Regions from separate parts of the Homo sapiens genome. Here region 2 is linked to region 1. The links are chromatin loops, found by intact Hi-C in ENCODE. Cell type or tissue: OCI-LY7. All regions are shown on one strand. Links, peaks and the distances in the headings refer to the core of each region. The heading gives the core; the rest is flanking DNA. Region 1 overlaps DENND1A (DENN domain containing 1A). Region 2 overlaps DENND1A (DENN domain containing 1A).

Region 1 (8,334 bases), core at 285-8,284:
AGTGAGTGTAGTGATCAAGGAAGCCGTTTCTATTAGTTATTCCTTCCATTTACTGTGACCTCTGGAATACATTTGCCAGTGAGTAAATCTATCTCTAAAAAAATGATTTAGTCATTATACACACAATTTCCCCCTTTCCTCCAAAACAGCATTTCCCAAAGTGTGTTCCAGGAAACACTGCTATCTCAGAATGCTAAGATTTATCACAGAATTAAAGGGGTTTGGGGCAAAACAAGATGGGAAGCACAGGCGACCCAGGTTTCTCCAATGCAAGACTTCGTAGAGCTTACATTAAATGAATCTTAAGGAGATGAAAATGAAACACAGCTTTCCCTTCCCTGGACCCCAGTGTGGCTGAACTGGCACCCTTTTCATGGACCATTTCTCAGAACTAACACTCAAATTGCTCAGAACGTTCAACAGAAAAAAATTAAGGGAAATTTTTCCTTAACGTTTAATAATAATGGATCACTTTAATTAAAAATCTTAGGCCATTTACAAAAAGAAAAATATAAGACATTAGATATATAGACAAATATCCAACTCATTAATAATCAAAGAAATGCAATTAAAACAATGAGACTTTTTTACTTGTCAAACAACAAATTCAACAAATGATCCTGATGAGAGTATCGTGACCCAGGCACTCTCTTACATTGCTGGTAAAGGGTATCCTTTAAGAAAACAGCAGAATTATTTTGGAAAGCAGTTTGACAAATGTTTTAAAAATGTTTATGTCCACTGATCTTACAGTGGCCCATCTGGGATTCTCCTTTTAAGGAAACAATCCAAAATGAAGAAAATGCTTTACCCTCATAGATGCGAATGGTTACACTTCTCATAACAGTAGAAAAATCCCAAACAATTAACAATTTCCAATAATAGGAAAATGCTTTGGTAAATCAAGGTACATGACAAAATGCTATGCAGCCATGAAAAATATTTATAACATTTTTAATAGTGTGGGAGGCATGCTCATTATAATGGTATCTGAAAATGTGGGCTACAAAAATCTACATAAAGGTCCAACTGGCCTTTGACATCCATGGAAGATACCTTACCTTACCACTTCTTCCAAAAGTACAGCAAGGTACAGATGAATTTTTAACGTCATTTTCAGACCCCTACAAAAGTTACTGTAAAAGCACCACAAAGCTTTATTGAAATGGGAACTCAGGACAGCTGGGTAGGTCACTTGCTGGTTAAGTGTTTTACTTGCAAACCCCAGATCTGCAGCATGACATGAGCAATTCAGATATGTGCCTCAGCAAAATTATAATTTAATACATGTCACAAACTTTCCGGGCTGCTTGGGAATATTAGAAATTGAACATTAACTCTGTGAACGTTAAGGGTCTATTTATCATTTCTTTAATGCAAAGAAAAACTTAAAAAAGAAAACAACCCAAAATGCTAGGAATATTTATTTTAGGGAAGGGAGTGGGGCAAATTAAAAGTGATTTTCTTTTCCTTCCTATTATTTTCTGAATTTCCCAAAATTCCTATAATGGGCATGCATCACTTTTTTGGTAAAATATAAGGCATGTTTTACTTTTTCATCATAAAAATTAAAGCTTATTTGTTTAAAAGAATTATTTTAAAAAGGTAAATACCTGTCTTTTTGTCGTGTAATCTGCCAGGATGTTAAGCAGCTTATAAAATACCTCGAACCAGGGGAGATAGCTGGAGGAAGAAGAGGAAACACATGAAATATTAGTATGCAGGTCAAAAACTTTAACCAGGATCTAATTCAAGACTGATACATTTCAGTTTTGCTCTACATCCTGAAGAGTCTTCCTGTCACAGACTGGTGGAAACACAAACTGGCGAAATGCTAATTATTTCTGAGAGTTTAAAAAATTGCCTGTGCAAGGCAGAGGATTAAATGTCCATTATAAATTATTCCCATGCCTCAGAGCTAGAACAGTTCACAGAGAAGAAATTCAAAGCCGACTCCACAATCAGGCACCATCTCTGAGAAGTCCCCTGGCCTCTCCCAGCACACCCACCCTTTCCAGGAAAGCTTCTATTCAGTTTCTCATGATGGGACAGACACAGACACAGACACACACACTGACACACACACAGCATTCCCACTGCAGGCATCTGCAAAGGGTCCCAATGCCCCCATGAGCCCAAAGCCATCCATGTTGCTGCAACAGACATTCTACCCATCACACACCATCTCTCTATCTACTTCAAGATGAGTTCCACTTCCCCATCCCCACTGCCCTCCACCAGGTCCTGGCCATTGCTCCCCTTCACTCAGAGCAGACTGGCTGCTGACCTCAGTCCTGTGGTCCACTCTGTGTGGCTTGTTTTTTGTTTGTTTGTTTGTTTGTTTTGAGATGGAGTCTCACTCTGTCACCCAGGCCGGAGTGCAGTGGCATGATCTCGGCTCACTGCAACCCCTGCCTCCCTGGTTCAAGTGATTCTCCTGCCTCAGCCTTCTGAGTAGCTGGGACTACAGGTGTGCGCCACCATGCCTGGCTAATTTTTGTATTTTTAATAGAGACGGGGTTTCACCATACTGGCCAGGCTGGTCTCGAACTCCTGAACTCAGGTTATCTGCCTGCCTCGGCCTCCCAAACTGCTGGGATTATAGGCGTGAGCCACCTGGCCACGGCTCTTAGAATGGTTTTTCTAAAATGCAAATCTCCATCGCACATTGTACTTAATTGCTGCAATGATGTCCGTCACTCCAGGATCCAGTCCACATTTGTTAGGATGGACTTCTGGGGCTCTTCACTGCCAGGCCCTTGCCCACTTTTCTGGTTGTCCTCTGTCTACTTCCTCATAGATATGCTCCCCTCACTCCTCTCACTCCGGAACGTCCTGGTATCTTTGAGCCTGCCTGGGCTTACATACACTGGGCCCTTTTCTCCCAGACCTCTGTGGGTCTAGTCTAGCTGATTTCTACTCATCCTCCTAACTGTCCCTCACCCCCTCCCCATCCCCACTTCATGTGCCCTAATTCTCTCTTTTCTGTGCTGCCCTGGTCATGAGAATGCTGCTCTCAGAACATTCCCCACATGATGCAGTCCTCAATGGCATGTCTGTTTTCTCAACAGACCACATGCAAACAGAGAGGAAGGGGCCTATCTTTCTTCACTTTGTCTTTCCGGTGCCAAGAATGGCACCTGGCACACCGTCAGTGCTCAGCGTTTACTGAGCAAATAAAGCCAGACAAAGACTGACGGCAAGGGTGCACGCATCCTATGGAATTGTTGAAAAGTATCCACACCCCCAAGCAGTTTTGCCACTTACTTTCAACGGCTTTGTTCTCTAGAAGGAAATTTTCCAAAGCTACATCTAACAGCAAGCGAGAAGAAGGTTGTACCAAGCGCTTGCCGGCCTGGTCATGTCTGCCCTGCTGTGCTAACAGAGTCCAATACCGACAGATATGGACACGAGGTAGCGCACAGATGTGATATCCTGCCAGGGAGAGGGGAATCAGCACCCTGTACAGATTACCGGCTGCGCCACTGAGGGTAATAAATGAAGTGAGAGGCAACAAAGAGAACAGATAAAGTGCACAGTCCTCTGTCATTAACGTCTGTCTAAAGCCAGCACATGCTACTGTAAAATTTAAGTAGCTTATCAAAATATACTGATAAGCAACTTAACTTTTCACTTCTATGACAGTATTATCACTTATGTTAATATGTTTCAATCAGCCCTGGCAGCTGCATATTGACTATTACATAGCAAATGACTGCTGCCACTTTGCACAGCATTTACTTTGGCAGAGTAATGTAAACATTCAAGAGGGATTAGGGAGCAGATAAGTTTCTCCTTTCCTATTCTGTTAAATAAACCTCGGCCGAGTTAAAAGCCATTATAGTATGAACGAGAAATCCCCTCAGAAGAAAACTCTTGCACAGATTAGACGACTCAGTAAACAAATTTGACCAAGGATTACAAATTTTTTTTTTCCTGAAAGCAAAATACCACTAGTTAAATCCAGCCACTGAAAGTCAGGAGGCAGGGGGGAAAAGGCAAGAAGGGGAAGTAGAATCTTGCAAGAAAACTGTGACTTCAAGTAAACAAGAGAAAAACTGAATCATTTTAGAAATATTTGGTGAAGTGATATGGGGCAGGCTGGGTGCTCTGACAGTTTAGGACTACAGAATCCATCGAAGTAGTTTTGGATGAGTAGGTTCAACTGACCAATGTGGCTTGGGCACAGAAGCTCCAGCCTCCAAGTTGTCACCTGCTGTGAGGATGAAGGAGGTGACGTGGGAAGGAGCTCCTAGCCTACTATAGATGGCACCCTGGTTCTCACACTCAGCCTCAGCCTCAGCCTCAGCCTCACCAAGTCAATTCTTTTTGGCTATGCTAAGCAGAACCACTGGCCACAAGAAGTTTTGCAGTTACCCTGGAAATCAGCCATTTCTTTCTCCCTTTGGCCTGACCGGACACAACTGTTCCCCACATGTTGTCCCCTGTACACTCACAGATGAATATCTAGTGATGGCAGTGTTAAGGTTTTGAAACCGAAACCCAGCTGTCTTCTTCTTCAAAGGGCCCCTGTTTTCCCCTGTTGGGAGGCCAGGGTTCACAGCGGAGCTCTATCCAGCGGCGTTTCCTGTCCTGCTTCATTAGAGCCGCCACAACAGCTTGCGCGGCCTGCTAGGCTGCAGGTGAGGCTGCAGGGACCCTGCACTCCAGTCTGCGTGTGTCTGTCATCATTGAATAAACAATCCTTCCCAGTCCAAAGACAGAAACAAACACTCTAGTACACTGCACCACCTTGGACATCTAACGGGGTGCGACCATCCGTGGTCCGCCTCTGCCTGCTGCCTTTGTGTGACGGCTTGAGTCCCCACTGCGGAGTACCACAGTTGGGACTATGGTGGGCTCTGTCCAAGGCTGTGGCACAAAGGGTCCTCCTGCACTCAAGAAAGCTATGGTCCTCATCAGAAAGAGACACACCCACAACAGAGTAACAGTTTGGGTGGAAGGAGCTGGAAGTCCTTCCCAAGTGCTTTATTTAGTTTAGGCTTTCGGACTGATGTAGAAGATGATCATGGAGCATCATCATGACCCAATCAGAAGACAGAGAAAAGCGAAAAGGAACAGCCTGCTCCCCAGGCACCTGCCTGGATCCAGGCTTCTCTCCCTTCTCACCCACTGTGGCTCAGGTAACTCTGTCCCAGGCTCTACCCTCACTCCCAGGCCTGAGAGTCAAATGGAGAGGCTTGTGTTTCATATGAGGTAATAAGTTTTAAACTTGAGAAGTTTCCTCCACCCACTGCCTTCCCGATCCGGGGTCCCACCGGCCCTTGTAAGGAGGGCAAGGGCAGGTTCTAAAGACAGCACTTATGGCAGCAACAGCCCATAGTCAAAATCACCCTGAAAAAGCCCTTAAATTACCTCCAAATATGGCGGACATGGTCTGTGTAAACACAAAGTAGTTAACCTGAGTTGTGGGGTCAGGCTGAATGACAGCATCCTGCATCTAAATCTGTCGACCGGGTGAGCTGCTGGCTCTTGAGCTGAACTGAGAGCAGAGGACTGCCTTTTCTAATCTCACTCCACTTGGGATGATAATCACTCCAACTGGTGAGTTTGTGTACACGTGGATGACTGGCCTTGTGTAAGTTCAGCGTGAATATAAAGGGATTCCACTTCTTTAAGTATTAAAACAGAAAACCATTAAAAAATTTTAAGAGCTCTCCGACACCTCTTTCTACTAGTTCAGTTCAAAGCTATGAGATGGGACCAGGCAAGGTAGGTATGGAAGAGAGCAGGGGACAGGGATGGTGGGAGAGGCTGACCAAGTCGAGGAAGGCAGCAACCACCTGGGAGAATGCTGGTCCACAGCAGGACATCAGACTCAGGTGAGGGGAGGAAGCTGTCCTCCCGAAGGGGCAACCTGGTGTTAGAGTCCAAGTGGGAGGAGAAGGGTGTCCCACTGAGGGGTCATTGGGCATAGTGTGCTGGGGCCCAAGCAGAGTGAGGGGCCTAGTAAGGGAAAGTCAGCGTCTGAGCAGGATGAGGAGGGAGTCTCATGGGGGAGGCCTGACTTGGAGTTTCATGACTCAAGGGGGCAAGGAGGGGTTAGACCTGGCATGGGATAAAGACAGCATCTATGTGGAGTGGAGGGCCTGACCAGCAATGGTATTAGAACCCAGAAGAGTACAAAGAACATCTGGAAGGCAGTTCAATGTGGGATGTCAGAGCCTGAGGGGTGGGAGGGCTTCCACCAAAGTGGGGGTCGGGGGAGGGGAGGGAGGCGAGGCAGAGTCCATGTGGTTGAGAATGCTGTCCGTGATAGGAAGGGGCAGCAGCAGCTCTGCCTAAGGTGCCACAGTTCAAACAGTAGCACATGCTACTGTAAAAACAGGGTGAGGAGGGTGGCGCTGTGTAGGAAGGGGGCTGCAGCAGAGGGCCACTGGTTACAAACAAGGAACAGATCAAGACTGACCAAGCTGGTAAATATATAATGGGAACCAGGTATCTTACTATCAGAAGAGAGTTACAAATCCAGTTAGGGAAAGAATGAGAATGAACCCCACGGTGTCAAACTGGAACTGAATGTAACTGTGGGGCATCATGATGTTCAGTAGACAGGTAGGAAAGTAGAGACAGATAAAATAAATAGAAATACAAATCTATGTACATACATACCTTCCCTAGTTTTAGTCACTGAGAAGGCCTGGAAGCAGAGATATCCCAATTATAATGAGCACACTTAGTGCCCAGATATTGGTTTCTAAATACTATTCTCCAGTAATAGGAACCTGGGCTCCTTGAAAAAAAATGTCTGATTCCAGGGCTGGGGCTGGGAAATGCTGTGTTGGGTTAGGAAAAAAAAAAAAAAATAGCAGTGCTCAACACATGATCAGGACATATCAACAGGACACGAAAGCCAGTGAGGAGGGGCTTCCACTGACAAAATCTGCATGACAGGCAGAAGAAAGCGCATGAGCGATGGCTTTAGAACCAGGTGGGAAGTAATTCTTTCCCCTCATCTTGACCTCAGCAGAGCCCAGTGGATTTCAGCCTTATCAGAACCAGCATCTACTTTGCTATCCTAAAAACAAAATCTTAATGTAATCTAGTCATTCACAAAACCAAAATAATGCTCTGGCTCTCCTATAAAAGAGAAATAAAAATAAAAGTAATTTGCAATAAAATTTTAGGATGTAACACTCAGGCACCATTAGAATAGATGATACAATGAAGCAGTGCCTCCCGGGGGAAGACTTGCGGCAGAGCTGCTTGTGTTCATGTCGGGACTGATGAGTTTAAAAGTAACATGACACAGGGTCTTTCAGTTGCTTTTGGTGACTTGCTACTGTCTGAGGAGCTCCTGACATTCCATGTTGAATACCTGAGGAGAGGTATCCCTTTCTTTCTGTCAGCAGATTTTGCCAACGTGTTTCCAATGGCAAAGCATCCCTTGGTTAAGACCATTCAGCACTCAATATTTAAAGCCTTCCTATTAAAACAAAACAGAACAAAACAAAAAAACCTCCTCCCCAATGTTAAAAAGCAGAGCAGCATGGCACATGCTGGGGAGAACACTGGCTTGAGTCTGGTAACCCCGAGTTTGAATCTTAGTTCTGCTCCTTTCTAGATGTGACACCTCGAGAAAGCGGTCTTCCCAAAACTCAGTTTCCTCCTCTATGAAAAGATATACACCACCTGCTAATGTACCTGATGGACATGACAGCCACCAATCCAGAACACGCTTCCTGTCCCCCTTGGCAATCTCAGCTTTGGGAATCTCTCTTTGATTCCTGGTGTCTGGGTCAGAGGCTCCTCCAGAATTCTACAGAAATTCCTCATACCATGTGGTCAACCAGAATGGGCAGGAAAACAGAAGCTCTTATAAGAGGAAAATACTCACCAACAATGTGACTGCTTCAAACAACATGACCCTTCTCCACCCTTCCAGTTTCCAGACAATACGTCCCCTATCCACCCTTTCAAGTTTCACCTAGCATCTATCCCTGCTCCTCTGTCTGTATCTCAGCCAAACATCTATAATAAAATGCAAATTTGCCATGAACTAAAACTACAACTCTTGCAAAGGAGACTGGATTTTATGAAGCCCATGTTGGACATGCTGGATACCTGCACAGAGTTGAGGCAAAGTCACTGACAAATGAAGACCTGGCTGTATTAGACCACTTAACAAGACATGAAGAGAAAAATCAAGAAAAACAAGGATAGTAACACAACAGTCACATCAAAAGAAAATGATTTCAATATGAAAGGATAAAAGAGACCTTCGGGAAACTGAAGTCCTCAAATACTTTTGGAAAAAAATGACTCCTTTTATGATTATGCTGTGAAAGTCAACTATGAACTGTTATTAAGTCA
Region 2 (8,334 bases), core at 15-8,014, 70 kb before region 1:
GAAGCACCATCGACCAGACATGACCTGGCACCTGCTACCAGAGATGGCACAGAAGAGGGGCTGCATAAATGTCTCTTGAGCTAAATTGAGATCGCTTGAATGAAAGGACAGTCACTGTGGAATCTGGCCGTGTTTTGGGATTTCCTAGCTGCCAGCTAGCATGATCATTCTCTCCAAGAAGAAACTAGGTCTATGCCAATACCCTTGGCTATTCTGCTAACATGCCACTAGCCTCAGATTGCTTAAATGAGAGAGAAACTATAAACAGGCAGAAGGAGAGAGAAGAATGGCGATCAGGTATACACTTGTCACTTTGGGAGGAAGGCGGACTCTGTAAGGTGACTAGGTTATCATTTAATGGCATCCTGTAAGAGCATGAACCAGAATTAGGTCTTTCCCCAAAATAACCTTTTTAAAAATAACAATGCAAGTTTGTAATTTATATTTCTTTTTGTGCAACAAATTTGAGTGTCATAAAAATGGTTAAAAAGTCTTCCTATGGTAGCTTTTTCTAAACTTTTATGAACATCTGCCACATTCATTTGAAGTTTAAAAAATTCTGGCACATATGCAAAGGCATAATAAGGTGCCTATAGCTTTCAAGAAAAAATAACAAGACAGTCAAAAATAAGCCTTTTGCTGAATTGCCAGTAAGAAAACTAGTGTAGCGAGAGGAGATGGGCCTTCCTGAGCACCTTCCGTAAACGGCTTTCCTTTGGCCCCAGGTCTGAGCTACAGGTTCCTGCAAGAAACCGCAGAAGGAGTATCCCTTTCACCTGAAGGGTACAATCGAACTAGATAAGCCCCATCAGAAAGCACAACTAGAGCACTCGGAATCTGAGCTGAAATTCCAGGGAGGAGGTCAGGAGACTGAATTCTAAGATTCAGTAGTTCACGGCTGCCCTACACACTCAGGAAACACTTCTTTGTTCATAAAGTGTCTTGGCTGGTTTCAAGAGTGGGACAACTCCCATTTTTGTTTTTATTTTTGTGCTGACTACACAGGAGTTCAGCACAGCAAACTCCTCCCCAGCCTCCGTCAATCAGCAGGGCTAAGATCTATCTGGGCCAGTGCTTCCTAAGCCTTCTCCCTTAACGCCCTTCAAAGGCTGAGCAGAAGAGACCTGCACCCATTCATGTAAGTGCAAAACTCTGTCTCAAGTTTCAGCTGCAAAATGTACGCATATTTTACACTGCATGTTTTACTACAAAAGGCCTTATTTTAAATTACTTACAATTATATAAAAAGTAAAAAATTCACTTCCCGCACCTGTAAGTAAAATTATGGCATTGGGTTGCCTGAAAACAGTGATGCCTATTAGAGGGCTTCTAAATGTGCTCCCAATTACAGCTTTCCAAGCATTCACTCAACGCTTCTTTTCACAAAGCATTTGCTCAGAGAATATCACCTGTGTGGCATCCTGTTAGGTGCTGAGGACACCACAGTGAATGGGAACAGTCCTTGTTCCCAAAGAAGTCATGCTCCAGGGGATGATGGAGAGGAACAAGGAAGCAAACAGCTATTATTCAGAGCAAGAGGCACCATAAGTGAAAGAAGAAAACAGAGCAGGAGGACTTCTTGGAAGAGGTGGAGAAGGGCAGGGCTGATGCATGCAGAGGGTTGGGAATGTGGATATGTTTAGGGATCAGCAGGAGCACAAGCTAACATGGGTCAGTGACCAGCCAGAAGGCTTGACAGTAGTGGAGAGACTGTGCAGAACCCAGGGACTGTGTAGGGGAGGCTGGAAGGCTCCTCCTCAAGTATTATGTAGCCCATGGTTATCAAGTGACCAGCTGGAGGGCAACCCATGCAATGTTGTGACTATGCACTGAACTTTATATTCATCTCCATACCTCCAGGACCTAGCAAAATGCTTGGAACATAAGAGACCCTCATGTTGTTTATCAAATGAATAAGGCTTTTGCAAGAATCCAAGAAAGCAAAGTGTCAATGAAGGCAGTGAGGAAAGAACAGGGCGAGAGACGTTTTGGAGCTTTGTGAGTATTTAGAGAGGATGAGGAAGAAGAGCATTCAGCCATGATCAGTGTGTTCCACTTAGGTGCCATTGAAGGCAGTAGTGCCATTCACAGGGACCAGGAACAGTGGAAGGGGAGTGGAGTGGCTTAGAGAGAGAGAGAGAGACACAGAGAGAGAGACACACACACACACACACACACACACACACACAGAGAGAGAGAGAGAGAGAGAGAGAGAGTGTGTGTGTGTGTGTGTGTGTGTGTGTGTGTGCAGACAATAAATTGTTTGGGGAAGACTGGGGGAGACATCCGTAGTACATCCAGGTGAAATCCAACTGGCACTTTAAACTTTGGACCTGAAGCTCAGAGAGAGGCAGACCAGCATTAGAACCCCAGCTGAGTCATTGACATTGACCTGGTAGCTGAAGCAAGAGGCCTTAAACAAGGTGACTAGAGGGCACATAGAAAAGAAGAGAAAGACAAAACTAGAAACTTGGAGAATGCTGAGGCGCTGGGACATAAAAAGGAATCTGAAAAAGCCTGTGCTGGAGCAGTCTGGAAGGCAGGAGGAGAGGCAAGCGGGAGGGAACTGTGGACTCCGATAGACCAAATAGTCGTTATATTAGTGTTTCAAACTCTACAGCAATTGGCACTAACGGTCCATTGGTAAGTATTTACTTTGAATTTCAATTTTTCATACGGGAGCTTTGAATAGACCCCCAAACTTGACAAACAAAGGTAAAACACAGAAGAAATCTCTTCAATCTGATCTAAATACATCATCCCAGATAGTCCATAAACTGTGTACTGTATGTGCTTAGGGCTGGGTGATGACAAGGAGGAACTGTTAACAGAATGTAGGAGCCACATGGCCGGCCTGTCAAATTAGAAATTTGAGCAGATTTCTGTGGTCTATTTTGATCAAGATTCTCAATGTCAAACAAACAGGTTTTTCGATAACCAACTTCTTTCATTTTCGTAAGCACAATAGCACAGTGTGCAACAGTTAGTGAAGCAGGTGGTCCTCGTCGACGTGAAATGAAGGGAACAGAAGAAGAGAAGTAGCACTTCCTTCAAGACATGCAAAGCACCACCGCAGACGGACATGGCTGTAGATTTTCCCTCTGAGAGCTTATCTCCTGTGCAACACAGGCAAGCACCCTCCCCACGCCTCATTTTGCTCTAGTACAAATTAAAACTCTCTCCTGAGGAGGAAAGGGCTTAGGGTACATGTCTACAAACTAATGACACTTACAAAAGCACAGAAAAGTCCTTTAAAAGAATTGCTATCTAATTGGTACAGCCATACAGAAAGCAATCTGGCATCCGATGCATAGCTTTGACCAAGCATTTCTACTTTAGGGGTTCTATGCTAGGGAAATGAGGCAAAATGCAGATAAAGCCTTATGCATAAAGATGTTCACTGAAATGCTATTTATAATAGTGAAAAATTATAAACAACCTCAGTGTCCAACAGTAGGAAAACAGTTACGTTGTGGTATATCCAAATAGTGGGAATGATAGGTGGCAAATTAAAAATTATTACTGAGAGTAGATAAAAACATGTAGAGATTCCCAAGCCATGTTAATTAAAATAAAGACACAAAATTATAAAGTATATCAATTATACATATTTATACAAAACATATATTTAGAGACTAAAGACCAAGAGGGAGATTAGTAAAATGCTAACAATGGTTCAATCTGGAATAATGGCATTGTGCATAATTTTAATTTCCTTCTTCATGATTCTATATACATTTTATATCACATTTACTACAATGAAGAATGCAATATTGCTATAGCGATTAGAACAAACATTTTGAAAAGCAAATCATTTCCCTTCCCTCGTTCAAACCCTTAAAGAACCCTTTCCTCCTGCCTCCTTGACTCTCATTCCCTCAACCCATGAAAATCCACAGTCTCTCGGCAAAGTGGGAAAACCCTGAAAACAGAGCCCAGTGCACGGCGTCCAAACCGAACGCTCAGCTCTGTACGCTGGGAGGTGCTGCTTCAGCATGCTCCCACGTGCAGAGCTGTGACTGCTGAGACTGGGTCTCTCCACCGCCACACAATGAAACAAAGCCCCAGGTAGAGCCATCTGGGGAGGAAAGAAGCCAACTTACCTCCATTAAACTTAAATGGATTCCTATGAGGTAGGGCATGGGAGCACTGTGAAGAGAAACAGAGACACACAGCTGCTTTAATGTCTGTTGCTTCTGACAGAAAATTACAGATGGTTCACTATTTGGAGAAAAACTGTTTTAATAAACGTATGCATAGTTACATTTCCTTTCACAACAAAAATCCTAATATGACATTTTGTTCCCAAGCCTAGAAACTTCAGAAGAATTTCAAAACGTGGGCAGCATTGGAAACAGCATGGGTAGCAGGAAGAGCATCAACCTTGATATTAGCCCCTAAAGAGCGGCTCTGCAACTGCACAGCCTCAGTTGCCTTATCTTTAAAATGGAATCCTGGATTCCAGCCAGCACGTTGTTACTAGAATCAAAGAAAATATACGTTAAATGATCAGCAGAGTTCTAATACAGATGGGAACGATTATTGCCATGATTACAACAGAAAAAGCAGTTAAGGTTGGATGAAGGGCATAATGTGTTTCAAAGAAGAATATTTTGTATTTGCTGCTTCCTCTGTCATCAAGAGATGTGATCTAACTGTCCATTCTGATTGGACAAAGTACTTGGAGAGCTGCCAGCAAGCATCTCCTCCCCAGTTGCACACATGCCATCCCATGACACTATAATTCAGAAAGCCTCTGCCAACTGCTTCATTCACGGAGCCACGGGTTGCCTAAGTCAGTGACTGAGCAAAGGCATGAGAACTAAACTCCAATGGGTTTAAAACCTGGGCATTTTGGATACACCGGTCCTGCCGTTGATTTCAGGGGTCGGTGTGTATGTGTGTGTGTGTATACATTATCATTTATGTTACCTACCAATAACAAATGTGCTAGACATTATATGAGGAACTTTAAATTCATCTATTCTAATCCACATAACAACTTTGCAATACCCATAGATACAATACCCATTTTACAGAGAAGGGACTAGGCCTAAAGAGGTTAGTTAAATCACTTACCTAATACCACAAAACAAAGTCAGTGGTAGACCTGGGATTTGATTCCCAAGTATGCATTTCTTCCTTTGTGCCACACTGACTTTGTAATATAGAACCTGAAATCCCCAAGCTCACTCCCCATGCAATGCTTTCCTTTGGGTTAGGGGAAGGAGGTCAAGGGATAGCGAGGAAGGGTGTGATTGGCAACTTTTCCATCTGTCTCTGTAGTATGGGATATAGTCTATGAAATGTGCAGATGGTATTTTGTGAACCTAGAGAAAAGACACCTGACTCAGACTGGGGTGAACAGGTACTTTTCTTCTGGGGCAGCTGGTAGAGTAGAGGTGGATGGACAAGAATGGCTCTTTGGGGACAAAGTTGGAGAAACAAGGAGTGGTAAGTAATGAGACAGGAGAGGTTTGCTTCCAACTGAATACTAAGGAGTTTAGGCTTTATCCTGAAAGCAATGGATAGGCAAGGGAGGTTTCTAAACATCACATGTATATTTTTAAATTGCTCAAACATTTAAAAATAAGAAAGGACACAATTCCCTCATTACCATTCAACAAATAAAATTCAAGCAAAAATCCTTTCTTTCCCCAGAATATAAAATGTCCTCCTTACTACAGATCTCAGCAGTAATATAATATGTCTTGGGAACATGTAAAACAGACTTGAATATTAGCAGCTCAGTTTGCTAACTATTCTAGAAGACTTTTGTATTTGATAATAGCTAAAGAAAGAACTATACACACAATTGCAGTGAAAGTGGAGTTGTCTTTTCTTCTTCTTCTTCTTCTTTTTTTTAGGTATCTGCTGTGTGTATTCAGCTTCTCTTTGCTTCTAGGGGCAAGGAAATGCCCTGTGATATTTTTTTTCCCCTTAAACTGTAAACCATTAGTTTAGCTGCCAGCTACACAAATGCTCAAACTTCCCAGTGTGCCTGGCTCTGCTGTCCAAGCTTTTTCCAGTGTACACTGAAATGAATGTGTTTCTAATTAAGTAGCTTCAGGAACACGACAGCTTCAATGTCAAAAATACAAAGTCTGAACCCTGGCAGGAAGTCTTAAGACTGCAAATGTCTCATCTAGTGGAACCTTGCCTAATGTAATGAAAGGAAGCAGGAAGAGTACAAATTCCAGAAAAATGGCCACTTATTAATGTGACCAGAAGCACAGCCTAACACATAGAAGGGAGAAAGCACAAATCCATAATATTTAACTAAATCTTATCACCCTTCCCATCTCCTACATTTAATCATGCAATTGACCAGTGACCATGGGTTTTAACCAGAATTGTAGAACTGAAATTCCAACAAATGAGTTAATATACAGAAAAAGACATTCAAACGGTTGAAAATAAATATGTATAGCAAAACCCCTCTGTATAACTTAACCATAGGATCTTATGTATGTAGACTTTAATGCTACACCCTTTTGTCCTACAATAAAAATCAATGATACCCTGAAAGGAAAAAGGGACCTCATGGAAGAGACTGAAGAGGCAAGAAAGGGCAAAATGGAACTCATTCTTCAAGTATCTTTAGATAGGCATTTTTTAAAGCCCAATAATTATCCAAAGAGTAATTATGGCCTATCGCAGAAATGTAGTTTTCTTAGCCAAGTATTGTTAGAACTGCAACAGCTCTGTATTTAGAAAATATTTAAAACACATTTATTCTGAAATCATAGCAGCTCCATGTTTTGTATGAATGCAAATTTGGACAAATACCTTTTACATTGTCATCATTTACGTATCAAGCCTCAGATACTTCCCTGAATCTACTGCATGTTTGCTCTGCAAATATATAATTACGAATTCCAAGTGGTGAGAGGGAGAGGGAAGAAAAAGAAACCCAGAATTTCCTGAACATCTCAATGTGGTACTTATCCAATTGGGTAATTCTAGGTACAGTCTGAAAACAATTTCTATTCTCACTGTATCTCAATAATTATTGTAGCTACTGACTCAGTTTCTTGGAACCTCTTCTTTGTCTTTTTATTTTTAAAAGAAATGTTTGGGGAGAAAAACACCTACCCATGATTATATTATCCTAACACAATTACTTTTTCTTTTGCATTCCTTTCTAATACTGGCTCACATTAACAGCTTTATATCTTTGAAATTATAAAGTGCATACATTGTTTTATTTTCTCATTGGCTACATGAACATTTCCCAGATTGTTCTATAATTTTTGTGATTATTAAAGACTGCATAATATTCCACCAAATATGGATGTATCATAATTTATCGAATGCTATCCCTAGAGTAGACATTAAGTTGCTTCCAATTTTCTATAAGTATCACTGTGATAAAAATGAACACCTTCATGTTGCATGAATTCCTAGACACCGAATTACTAAAAATTAAAGGACAGGGCTGTTTCTTATCTTTTGTTATATCCTAGCAAAGCATTCTCCAATAAGGCAGTACCTGGCCTAGTAGAAATCTTTCAGGATTGTTGTAGAGATTAGAGACAACCTCTGACGTACCTGGCACAGCAGCAGCACATGGTAGGGTTTTCTCTGAGCCCCTGGCATGGCTGGCACCATTGGACCCACTCTCCTATTACCCACAGAATGGTTTCTTGTTCCAGCCCTGGTTCTGTAGCATACCCGCTCTAGGATACCTGGTAAACTGCTGGTAAGAATGGTCAAGATGCCATGAGGAATGGGAGGTGCTTGACAGGCACACACCATCTCTACACATGGATTTCTGACTCCCAAGCACACTCTTGTCTCCCGGATACTCCACTGAGTTCAGGAGGGTTGCTCATCACTCTCGTCAGGAGGGTGCCTTTCCTTTCTAATGTACCACCAATAACGGAAAAACTATCAATGAAACAATGGTTCATGACTTTCTGATCACTTGGACACATTTTTAAAAACCTCTTATCACTCTTGAGCATACATTAAAAATAAAACAGCAAAATAAATTGGGTAAGCTATTTAAAAAAAAAAAACTTCTTCATATTCAGAATCCAACACATCTGAATCCTTTTCTAATTCAGAGGCATAAACGTCCATGTTTTTCCAAGGGTATCTCAGTTACAAAACCAAACCAAAATCCATCTACTAGAAGTGATCTTCCTGTTTAGGTTCAAGAAAGAACTTATTTGTTGCTGTTCTAGAAAACATGAATGGAAATATCTGCTTCAGTAATAGCAAATGTATATACTCTGCTTCTCTTCTCCAGAGCCTTTTAGCATTCACAGTGACTTTACCTTTCAATATTGAATCATAGTGCAATTTTGAAGACATTTTAAACGGCAATTA

Evidence for each region. Hi-C counts contacts between places; a loop is a spot of excess contacts. Peaks named below come from ENCODE experiments on the same cell type or tissue, not always from the same donor. Only the 100,000 strongest peaks of a DNase experiment are listed, where the experiment ranks them.
Region 2: it touches region 1 in a loop (7-fold over the local background); 2 of 110 quality-filtered maps call a loop at or near these places.

The regions. Positions count from the first base shown.
Region 1 is chr9:123,675,107-123,683,440 of GRCh38, forward strand. DENND1A (DENN domain containing 1A) reads right to left here. Exons shown (of 24, transcript NM_001352964.2): 6 at 1,614-1,683. Among named protein-coding and RNA genes, the nearest start is that of MIR7150, 190 kb to the left of the region's middle. RefSeq lists an enhancer at 4,415-4,494. In OCI-LY7, for the core only: no CTCF peak of the experiment used is centred there; DNase peaks (open chromatin) are centred at 3,105 and 4,565; H3K4me3 peaks cover 2,824 bases; H3K27ac peaks cover 3,642 bases.
Region 2 is chr9:123,605,333-123,613,666 of GRCh38, forward strand. It overlaps DENND1A (DENN domain containing 1A), which reads right to left. Exons shown (of 24, transcript NM_001352964.2): 11 at 4,104-4,149. Among named protein-coding and RNA genes, the nearest start is that of MIR7150, 120 kb to the left of the region's middle. RefSeq lists enhancers at 2,938-3,067, 3,128-3,177. In OCI-LY7, for the core only: no CTCF peak of the experiment used is centred there; a DNase peak (open chromatin) is centred at 3,019; H3K4me3 peaks cover 1,514 bases; H3K27ac peaks cover 2,229 bases.